2 separate regions of the Mus musculus genome follow, and region 2 is linked to region 1. Evidence: chromatin contacts called from ENCODE Hi-C or POLR2A ChIA-PET data. All regions are on one chromosome and are shown on one strand. Each heading gives the region's core, a stretch centred on a gene start or an enhancer-like site at or near the end of the contact. The rest is flanking DNA. Distances are from core to core; before and after follow the strand shown. Region 1 holds the start of Clasp1 (CLIP associating protein 1). Region 2 overlaps Clasp1 (CLIP associating protein 1).

Evidence for each region. Hi-C counts contacts between places; a loop is a spot of excess contacts on that map. ChIA-PET counts read pairs that join two places held with the same protein, here RNA polymerase II (POLR2A).
Region 2: a map of left cerebral cortex shows a loop between it and region 1 (2.4-fold over the local background). The contact joins the enhancer-like site here to the promoter of Clasp1 in region 1. A Hi-C loop is called at or near these places in 4 of 37 maps with a recorded cell type or tissue (gastrocnemius, heart and left cerebral cortex). POLR2A ChIA-PET finds 5 or more read pairs at or near these places in 2 of 5 experiments (Patski and embryonic stem cell).

Annotation. Positions count from the first base shown.
Region 1 is chr1:118,386,505-118,391,819 of GRCm38, reverse strand. Clasp1 (CLIP associating protein 1) reads right to left here and starts at 2,762. Exons shown (of 43, transcript NM_001359328.1): 1 at 2,299-2,762.
Region 2 is chr1:118,432,363-118,437,677 of GRCm38, reverse strand. All of the region lies in intron 2 of Clasp1 (CLIP associating protein 1), which reads right to left. Among named protein-coding and RNA genes, the nearest start is that of Gm26080, 18 kb to the left of the region's middle. Within about 2 kb of position 2,537, at least 2 of the 3 ENCODE cell types and tissues checked have a DNase peak (open chromatin) inside an H3K27ac peak, as active enhancers do; they include gastrocnemius and left cerebral cortex, where a contact is called at or near this core.

The DNA.
Region 1 (5,315 bases), core at 1,513-4,012:
TGCAGTTGATATCAAGGCTGCCTTAATCACCCAAATTTACAACCTCATTTCTCCACTTAGACCAGAAAAAAAAAAAACAGTCCAACAAAGGAACAAGTGTTCCCAACCAACATCAGAGTTAGATCCCCAAAGTCTACACTTGAGATGATGCTGGATCTCCTCTCATCCACTATTTCCCCCACATGAACTTCTACCATCCTCTACTTTCATGGGGAAGTGAAGGGGTGAATCTAGATATTCTTCACACAGAGCATGATATTGGGACATATAACCTCTGACATTTAAAATCACTGGTTCACATGGGATTGAACTTTCAGTGATAAGAGTTTCATGGGAGAAAATGTGTCCCGAATCCGTAAGAGGTAAGAGAGTAATTAAATTCAAAGAAGTCAGGCAGGAAATCTGCTCACAGAGCAGCCTGTCCCTAGCTACAACTCATAAAGCAGGGATAGCATCTTGCCAGGTAAGATGTTCCTCTAATTTTGACATGGAGCCAGAATTCAGAAGCCTACAAACAAATTTTCATTAGCATAAGTTGGCACACAAAACACAAGGAGTCCTCATAGCAAGACAGAGAGTTTCAAGGCTTCAGATAAAAAAAAAAAAAAAAAAAAAAAGCAGAAGAAAACAGAAAACAGACTGCCTCAGCTAGCTTTCTTATACAGGCAGGACTGCCTAGGGAGAGTACTGCCCACAGTGGGCTGAGCACTTCCACCTCAACCGCCAAGAAAGACAAGCTTTTACAGACATGGCCACGGGCCAATCTAATCTGGGAAATTCCCAGGTCACAGCTCCCTCTTCTCAGGTTGAAAGGAGGTTGTATCACATTGACAATAAAAACTAACACAGTTACATGTTGCCCATAATAAACAGTGACTTACAGAAACTGAAATTTTGAGTTTTACTGCTACAAGGGTGCAATTAGTCAACTTTACAAAGATGAATGAACAAACAGCTCATTAAAATTTAAGTCTTTCTTAGCAAGTAAAAAAGATAAACAATACTCAGTTCTCTGGGGCGCTGTGTTATTTTCCCTATCTCTACGTCGCTGCATCAATGTTGCCATTCTCGCTCCTACTCCATGAATAAGAAACCGGACCATTCGGTTTAGGATCCCTCATAACAAGAGTTCTATATATGTCATGAATAACAATAAAATTATCATCTCTAAGGCCAGAATTGATACTAGCCTGTGGCACCTGAATCTGGTACAAGGTAGATGCAAAGGCATCGCTCCTGACCCTTCCACATCACTATCTCCCAAAGGACTGGAGCGTCCAAAGCGCTCATTGCCACATCACAAATTAAAGTATCAGGTTTAAAGAACTCACAGGTTCCACCATTAGGTCAGTGTTTCATGAACGGATCCCGGCACAGAAATCCATCCGGATGCGACACACATGCTTTAAGGCTCCAACTAATTGTTCTTTTAATTTAAGAAATAAACACAGTTATTTTTAAAATCTAGATATATTATGTAATGAGATTGACTTTGGAAAACCCCACACTCATCCAAGCAACTCATAAAATGGAAAGCAAGATTCAATCCGCTCCATTGTATCCAACCAGACCAACGTGCAAGATCACACACTCATCTTCGTCAGAGCGGCTCTGCCAATACCGAAGAACAACAAAGGCAAGTTGGAGAGGCTGCACAGGCTTAACTCAGCGCTTGTCCGCTCTTCCCTGCTTCGCAAAGATCCTATATGAGGGGCCCTCCTGGGACAAGGGGACCTTCCGCACCCCGCTGGGCCCCGGCTGCTCCGCTTTTGTCTGGCCCAGGCTGGGGGCACCGGCCGCCCGGCCTGCCTCCCCGACAACCCCTTCTTCCCTCTGAATCTTTCTCCACACCCATCACTCGCCGATGATTAGTTGTAGTGAGGTTTTCTCTCCTGGAGCCCCTTCCCGCTCAGTGTAATCTCGGTTCCTTTCAAAGAGATCCCGGGGCTGCTTTGGCGTCTCCCAAGCCGGCCAGGGGAGACTCCGGGTCAGGAAGGGGCCCCGGGGTGGGGTCTGAAAGAGACAGTCACACAAAGCCAGGCTTGACCCCACAGTCGCCCCACCTCCCCTCTGCAAAGCAGCCTACAATCAGAACTGAAGCCGGAGGCCGCGCGTCCTGGGTCCTCACCCAGATCCCATCCCAGGGCCGCCCCCTCCCCCAAAAGTGCACCCCAGAGCGGCTGACAGCACTGGACACCGTCCCCACCCGGACCCTGCGCCCGCCGCCGCTCGGAAAAGAAGCAGGGCCCTCCAGTGGACTCCATTCTGAGCATTCTTCGTCTTAAACCCGGTACTTACAGTTCTATTATTCACTACTGTTGCGGCTGCGGACCGGACAGCCACCGCCTTCTCCTCCACCCCAATGAGGTTAAGCGCTTGGTGCGGGGATTAAAAAAAAAAAAAAAAAAAATGAAAAACCAAAATGCGCCTGCGCAGAGAGGTCTCCCTGTGTCCTCTTACCGCCACCGGCCGGGCTGAACCATAGAGACTGTAATCTCAGCCCAGAGAGGTGGCTTCCTCTCTATGGTAACGCCCAGCGCTGGGGCCCGCATGAAGTTTCAGGTCCCGCCGCCTTTGCCTTTGACCCGAATGGCGACCCGTAGCATAAAGGTGCTTTAATAAAAAAAGGTGACCAAGGAGAATTTAAGGAATGTTTAGAGCCTTTAAAGGAGAGGAAGCAAAACTCGAGCAAGACTAGGAGAAGGCTGTGCGATAAAAGAGCTAGAGAGGAGTCAGGAGCGCTTCCAGCCGGAACTTCCTTTGATTGTCGAGGTGTTTGATACTTGAATTAAACAATCTTTCACTTCTGGGTTACGGGTGCCCGCTATTTACCGGGCGACTTCAGTGAAAGAAATTGGCCCCCGCGACTTCCCGTAGCTGACAGCGCGTTGGGCTTGTCCTGAATATGCGTACAAGCGCTGCTACCGGAAGCCCAGGTTTTAAACCGTTCTTCGCGCTTTAGCGAGCCAGGGCGCGAGGTGGAGGCTGCTGAGATTGGTGTGAGAGTGTGCCAGTTTCTTTTCTAAGTTCCTTCACAACAACGTCGCCTCGCGTCCCGCGTGGCCTTCAGGTTATATCTGAGGTTTTTGGGCTATGCAGATTGCAGCGCTACTTTCAAGGAGCCTAAGGACGCCCTGTTTTGTCCTTCTACGCCCGTGTGCTACCCAACAGTTTGGATTTGAGAGCTTTTGTGTTGCAGTTGTACACTGGTGAAAATCACTTTTAAAGTGTCGGATTGGCTTCCTCTGTCAAGACTGGGTGTTTATGGGGACTCTTTTGTGCGGGAATGTGTATGTATTGGGAGATGTGTGATAACGCCGTCAGATCTTCCGGACTTGGAAAGGCAAGCCAAAACAATAAAGCCAATCACAGACCTGTGTGGTGCAGAAAAGGTATAGGATTCACATGCAGGACGGGACTCGTGATTGAATATAGAAAAAGTAACATCTTTAAGATGTAAATGCAAGCAAGTTTACTAACCGTGGGTGGAAAACCCTGAAGCGCGTTCTAGAAAGAAATACCGCCGGGTCAAGGGCCGAGCGGAAGTGGGTGGTATGCTGGGAGAACAATGTGTGGAGAGTAGTCAACTGGAAAGGAAAAGAGAAACCCAAGAAAAGTTTGATAAGTTCAATGGGAAGGAATTTGTGCATATTAACAAAAGAAACGTTGTAGCTGGTTTTTATTGTACAGTTCAGTGCACTTACATTGTTAAGTAGCCACTCTTCTGCTTTCTTTTTGTCATACAAAAAATGCACCTGTTAATTTGTAATTCCTCTTTACCTTTAGCTCTGATTACCACCATTCTGCTTTCTATGGATTAAAATACTGAGAGTATTTTGAAAGTGGAGTCATATAGTCTTGGTCTTTTTATTTTTTTTAAGATTTATTTATTCATTATATGTAAGTACACTGTAGCTGTCTCAGACACACCAAAATAGGGCATCAGGTCTCATTATGGATGGTTGTGAGCCACCATGTGGTTGCTAGGAATTGAACTCAGGACCTCTGGAAGAGCAGTCAGTGCTCTTAACCGCTGAACCATCTCTCCAGCCCAGTCTTGGTGTTTTTATAACTGGTTCATTTCACATAGTCTAATAGACTCCAGAGCTGTCAGTGCATGTTGTAGCATGTGTCCAGAGTGCCCTCTTTAAAGCTGAATAATGTGTCAGTACATGCATTCACCACCCTGGCTACTTTCGTCATTTGCTATTCTACACAATGTTGTGAACATGGATATCGGTCTGTCTTTAGGATTCTACTTTTAGGGACACAGGAGATGACTCAAGATGACTGAATAAAGGCACAAGCTGACAAGCCTGGTTACCTGAATTCTGTTCTCCACAATGGAAGGGGAGAACAAGTTATCTGCTCACTTCCACATGGCCATTATGGCCCATAAGCTCAATAAATACTCAACACAAACATAAATAATGAACAAATGAGTGAATGATTTTTTTAAAAGGTCACGTTTAATAGAAAAGTTGGAAACAAAATGAAGATAGCCACACTTGATTCATATTGTTACTCATACCTTTACTAGAGATGGTTACATAGTAAAAAAGAAAAAGAAAAAAAAAAAGAATGTTTGGTATTGTTTGCAAAGCAGTGGAGGAATAGGACCTCACTTGCTAATCAACTGCTCTAAGAGGGAACTAACCTCCCCCTGAACTCCAAGAACTATTTTAAAAAGTGACTCACCCAGAAGTCAGAAAGCTAAATGTACTCTTCATTTATACAGAGCAGTTATGTAGGAACAGACCTATACCAGGTATTGTGCTCAGTGATGAAATTATCAAAGTTCTGTGTTACGTATAGGTTGAGGGGAGGCCCAACAACCGTGCATCCCACAAGTGGTCAGAAAAGTACAGTGCCTTAAGAACTGGCAGCTCACTGCTGAGAACAAGAAGATTGAAAGAAAACACCTGGACACAAAAGAGTGAGGTTTATTCAAGGTGGGGATACTGTGCTGGGCATCAATCAGGGCCTTGTGCATGCTGTGCAAATGCTTATTGCCAGGCTATGAACCACAGACTCAACAAAAGCTAAGTAACAAGGAGGGCCCAAGGCGGGTGATTGATCTCACTGAGAAGAGGAAATGGACTAGACATTGGTGGGGTTGATGGAAGGAGGGAACTGGGTTAAAAGCTTAGAATTAGCAAACTGACACCAAAACGTTCACTGTCATAATGGTTTGGGGACTTTTTTGGTTTAGTTTTTCACTGTACATTTGCCTGGTTTATGGTTCATAGCATGGTTATCCTGTACTTTATGACTAATATCCACTTATGATTATGTACATACTGATACATTATTCT
Region 2 (5,315 bases), core at 1,288-3,787, 46 kb before region 1:
GTCTGGCATTCCTTTATATGGTTGGGATTTCTTCCCTTATAGAACTTTAACCTCTTGCCCAGCTTCTTTTCTGTTGCTACGACAAAACACACTAATGAACAGAATAATGTAGAAAAAAACCTAATCATTAGATACTGATTTTTTACTCCTTCAAGACAGGGTTTCTTTGTATATTCCTGGCTGTCCTGAAACCTGCTCTGTACACCAGGCTGTCCCCAAACTCGGAGATCTACCTGCCTCTGCCTCCTAAGTGTTGGGATTAAAGGTGTGCACTCCCACACCTGGTTGATTTACTTAAAGCACTGGCTGTACTGCCTATTTGCCAAGCATAACCTCACTTGCTTCCTGGAACAAAATGACCTGAAAAAACAGCTAAAACCCTGGCCACTGCCCTTAACAACCTGCCGACTACCATACACGTGTTGGTAATTCTTACCCACCCCACCTCGTGGTTTTACAACATAGAATGAGAATACAAACTGGACCTGGCATTGAGGCCTTTCAGGAGCATCCTGGCTTCAGTCATCTCCTCTCTTCCACATTGCTACTAGTGCTTATTCCAAAAAGAAAACCATGACACTGACAAACGCAACTTAGACAGTAAAGGGTATATATCTGGCTTACAGTTCCAGGTTACAGTCCATCATTAAGGTAAGTCAAGGCAGAAATTTAACACGTCACATCCAGACAGAGCAGAAAGAAGAAACACAAGTCCTTGCTTTATCTGCTCTCATCAAACTTTCTCCTGTCTAATACAGTCCAGGACACCTGCCTAGGGAAAGGTGCCACTCACAATTCGTTAAGCCCTCAGACATCAATTAACAACCAAGACAATACCCCCACAGACACAACCTATAAGCCAACCAGACCCAGGCAATTCCCCAGCTTTGCTGATTCTAGGTTACATCAAGATGACAATTTTAAAAACAAATCATCAGCCAGTGTGGGAGTGCACGCCTTTAATCCCAGTTCTTGGGAGGCAGAACCATGCGGATCCCTGTGAGTTTGAGGCCAGCCTGGTGTAAATTCCCAGCCATCCAGGGCTGAGAGACCTTGCCTCAAAGGAACAAAGTAATCACACTTCTTTGAGCATTCCCTTTGAAAGAAAAAAAACCAAAGTGGTATTCTTCACAAGCCATAAGATCCTCCCCCTTTGCAAGTAATTTAGATTATATGCAACAGCTGTGTAGCCAGCACTTGCTTATTCTAAAATACTTCAGCATTTAAGAAAGATACTTAGGGGGCTGGAGAGAGGGCTCAGCAGTTAAGAGCACTGATTGTTCTTATGAAGGTCCTGAGTTCAGATCCCAGCAACCACATGGTGGCTTACAATCATCTGTAATGACATCTGACGCCCTCTACTGGTGTGTCTGAAGACAGCTACAGTGTACTTACATACTTACATGTAAATAATAAATAAATCTTTTTTTTAAAAAAAAAAAAAAAGATACTTAGGCCCTTAACAGCTACTCCCCATCACTTCCCAATCCTAGCAAAGCACAATGCACTGCAATTCTTCCTAGGCCACTGCATCACTGAGGAAAGGAGAAAGATGAATGCATTCACTCCTAAGCCACAGGATCCATAAGAAGAACATGCTTCTCTGCCACATGGCTCACTGTGTACTGAGCAATACAGGCTTTTCTGGAATTATTCTCCCACTGGACAGTAAAATCCAAACTAACAGATTTAGCTCACTCTTTCTGCACTGCTAATCAACTCTGAACATTTGGCCACGGCATATTTTACCATCTTCTATCTCAAAATTCTGAACAGAAACCAAAAAAAAAGAAAACTACAGCAATCACACACACACACACACACACACACACACACACACACACACACACACACGTAAACGCTAAGCTAAATGTTAAAATGTAGTAAAAGAAGTAATTAAAATAAATTCACACCAGTATTTGCTCATTTAGCTGGCAAAACTCATCAAAACAGTTCATATACTAAATGCAGACTTTCTATACATATTTAAGTTCAATGTTAACAGCATCCAGATGAACATCTACAGAGTATAAAGCTAAAAAGCTAGACTTACTCAGCAAAGCCTTGGTCCCAATCAAAAGCCATCATTTCTCGTTTTATGTGATTTTTTTTCCTTTTTAGCTTTCACATACTTCTTTCATGAATGCATAGACACAGAACATGCATAGAAAACACATATTTGATGTTTACAGACTCTGTTATTTTCAAGCAATTGTGCTGCAGTTACTGCCAAAAGCCGCACTCCAGTCTGAGGAAAACACCATTACGTCATCAGGAACAAGCAGACAATGAACCATCAATTCTTCCAACCACTTAGAAATGAAAGGTTGTGCCCTCAATCAGTTAAAAAGCCTTCTCTGTCTTATCCTGCGCTCTGACCTCTAACGTCAAAAATCGTGAAGCAAGAAGATTCTCTTTGTGTAGCCGGTGTCCCTTTATTAATGACTCTCAGATAGATGGATTCTGACTCACACCCTCTTCACCGGCAGCCCAGGAAGCCAGACTGCAGGCTGAAAGATGGCAGATGCTATGAAATCCAGTCCCTCCATTCATTTAACTCCCTCCCAACAGGCCTGCTGTTCTTACGCACAGATGCACGTTTCCCTCCTACACTCGGTCTAAGGGGCTGTCAGAACAGAGTGCAGGCCCATACAAAAGACCCTGTGCTTTAAAGGATGTTTGCCCTATTTCCTTGTGGTCATCAAGTCAAAGCTGGTCCCTGTGCTCATAAAGGGTTTTATTTGTTAACAAAGTGTTGGCTGCAAAGTGTAAGAACCTGGTTCAGATCCCCAGTACTCATTAATGTAAGCCCAGGGTTGAGCGGTTAGGACAGAAGAGGATCCACCCGGCTGAGTCAGCAAGCTCCAGGCTCAGTAAGAGATCCTGCCTCAAAAGACAAGGCGGGACTGCAGCGATGGCTCAGTGGTTAAGAGCATCAACTGCTCTTCCAGAGGTCCTGAGTTCAATTCCCAGCAACCACATGGTGGCTCACAACCATCTGTAATGGGATCTGATGCCCTCTTCTGGTGTGTCTGAAGACAGCTACAGTGTACTCATGTACATAAAATAATCTTTTTAAAAAAGCTGGGCATGGTGGTGCATGCCTTTAATCTCAGCACTCGGGAGGCAGAGGCAGGTGGATTTCTGCGTTCGAGGCCAGCATGGTCTATAGAGTGAGTGCCAGGACAGCCAGGGCTACACAGAGAAACCCTGTCTCGAAAAAAAAACAAACAAAAACAAAAAAAAAAAAAAAAGGAAAGATGCTTAAAAAAAAAGACAAGGTGGAATAGTTGAGGAAGACACCTGACTCAACCTCTGGCCTCTACAAAAATGCATGTGCACACACACACACACACACACACACACACACACGTCCATATGCAGGGGATGGAGTGGATTGTTGCTCTTCTATATATCTGATACATTTTTTATAAAAAAATTCTTCCCCCAAATGAATTCCTGCCCATTGCTGTTAACCCAACAGGAAGATCAAGATGTGTTTTAGTTTCCTTACTCCCTACACAAAGAGATTACAAACAGGGACATCCTATCAGTTGCAGGATGGACAACATACTCACTCAAATTCAAACACACTGCCCTAGAGGACACTGCTTTACCTGGAAGAATCTCAGAACTAACTGGCCTATGGGAGGAAGGCAACTGAGGTACTAATACAGACCAAACCCTGCCACACAGGGTAAAGCTCCCACCTGGGCAGTTCTTTTCTCCAGTCTCCTTTCCATCATAAGCAAACTAAACACTTCAGAATTCACTTCTTGGCTTTACTCAAAGCAAAATCATCTTCCTTTTTCCACAGGGCACCCACCTGTTTTACCCAAGCAATGGAAGATCACACAATTTACGGAGCACCACGGTGAGGGAAGGAGAGAGAGTAAGTATGCACTCTAGCATAACAGTTCCCTCCTGGTTTGAAACATCCCATCTAGCAGGTGGCGCCTTTAAGCAGGAAGGTAAACAACTCAAAAATATGTTCAGGAAGTACCTGAAACTGACCAGATTCGCTAGGCCTGTCCCTGCCTGAGTATATAATAAAAGCTGGGAGTCCTTCTCTGACAAAGTAAAGCTGAGCTGCAAAGAAGACTCTCAGAGGAGAAAAGCTAAAAAACTGACACCAGTAGCTGCCTGGAAGATGTTTTAGAGCAGAGTCACTTGGAAAGGTCACTCCCAACCTGTTGAGCTACCTGAAGGCTGAGCAGTGTGCTTCGTGAACTGTCCCATAGCTGGGGTGGGCCGCGGTGATGTAGCTGTCCTTGAGTCGTTTCTGCTCCTGTGAGTAACCCCTCACTCATACTGCTCTAAGTAACTCCAATAAAACTCACTTGTTCACCAAGTTAGACTCTGGTGGCATCTGTACTTTGCTCTCTCATTGGCTCTCTCTCTCTGGGGTGAGTAGATGTGTGTGTTGCGTCTGCCCAGGAAGAGTTTGTTGCACGGCACAGTCTAACTCCAGACTTTCAGGCTCCTAGCTTCTCTATTACAAATTGCCCAGTTCACAGGAATAGAGTCACTTTCACAGAAAACAGCAGAAAAAAAGAAAGAAAGAGTACCAACCAGGAACCGAGGAGTCGAAGTGCTAACAACACAGAGACTCTGTTCTAAGCATCTCAGCAGCACAGGAGCATTGGCCAGCAAGTACAGAATACAAAGCTAGACCAACAAGAGAGAGGTCAGGATTTCAGAGTCATCAGCAAGTTAAGAGTTAAAACACAGCTCCCCAGAGAATCAGTCCAATAGCTGTCCCCTATTGATGTCCCCATTTCCAGGTATGCATTCCCTGCCCTAAACAGGATACATCTACTTTGGGAAAGAGCAGAAGAAAAACAAACAAACAAAAACAAACAAACAAAAAACCAGCATTTTTCCCTTAAACAAAGGGATCAAGATCTCAGTCTAAGAAAATACACTTCTCGATCAAGCTACCTGAGGGAAGGAGGAAACTGCCACATTCAGCCCGGCGGCCCTCCACTTACAGACATCTCTTAACAGACAACAGCGCTGGGCAGAAAGAACACACCCAACACAAACAAAGCTGGCCTGTGTTCAGAACTAATAGTTTTGAGGGGGCTAAAGCTTTTAAATAAAAGCTCTAAAACACTTTTAAATTCCAAAAGGCCAAATATATGTTGCATACATGTCAAGTGCCTGAAATTAGAATGCAGAGGAGGTAGAAGACCATCCTGGACTATGTAGTAAGGCTCCACCCAAACCCTTCAACAATGCATGAACCACTGCACTGTCCTGACTCCACTAGGAGGCTGGTACATGCCATACCAGACATTTCCCTGCATGGACAG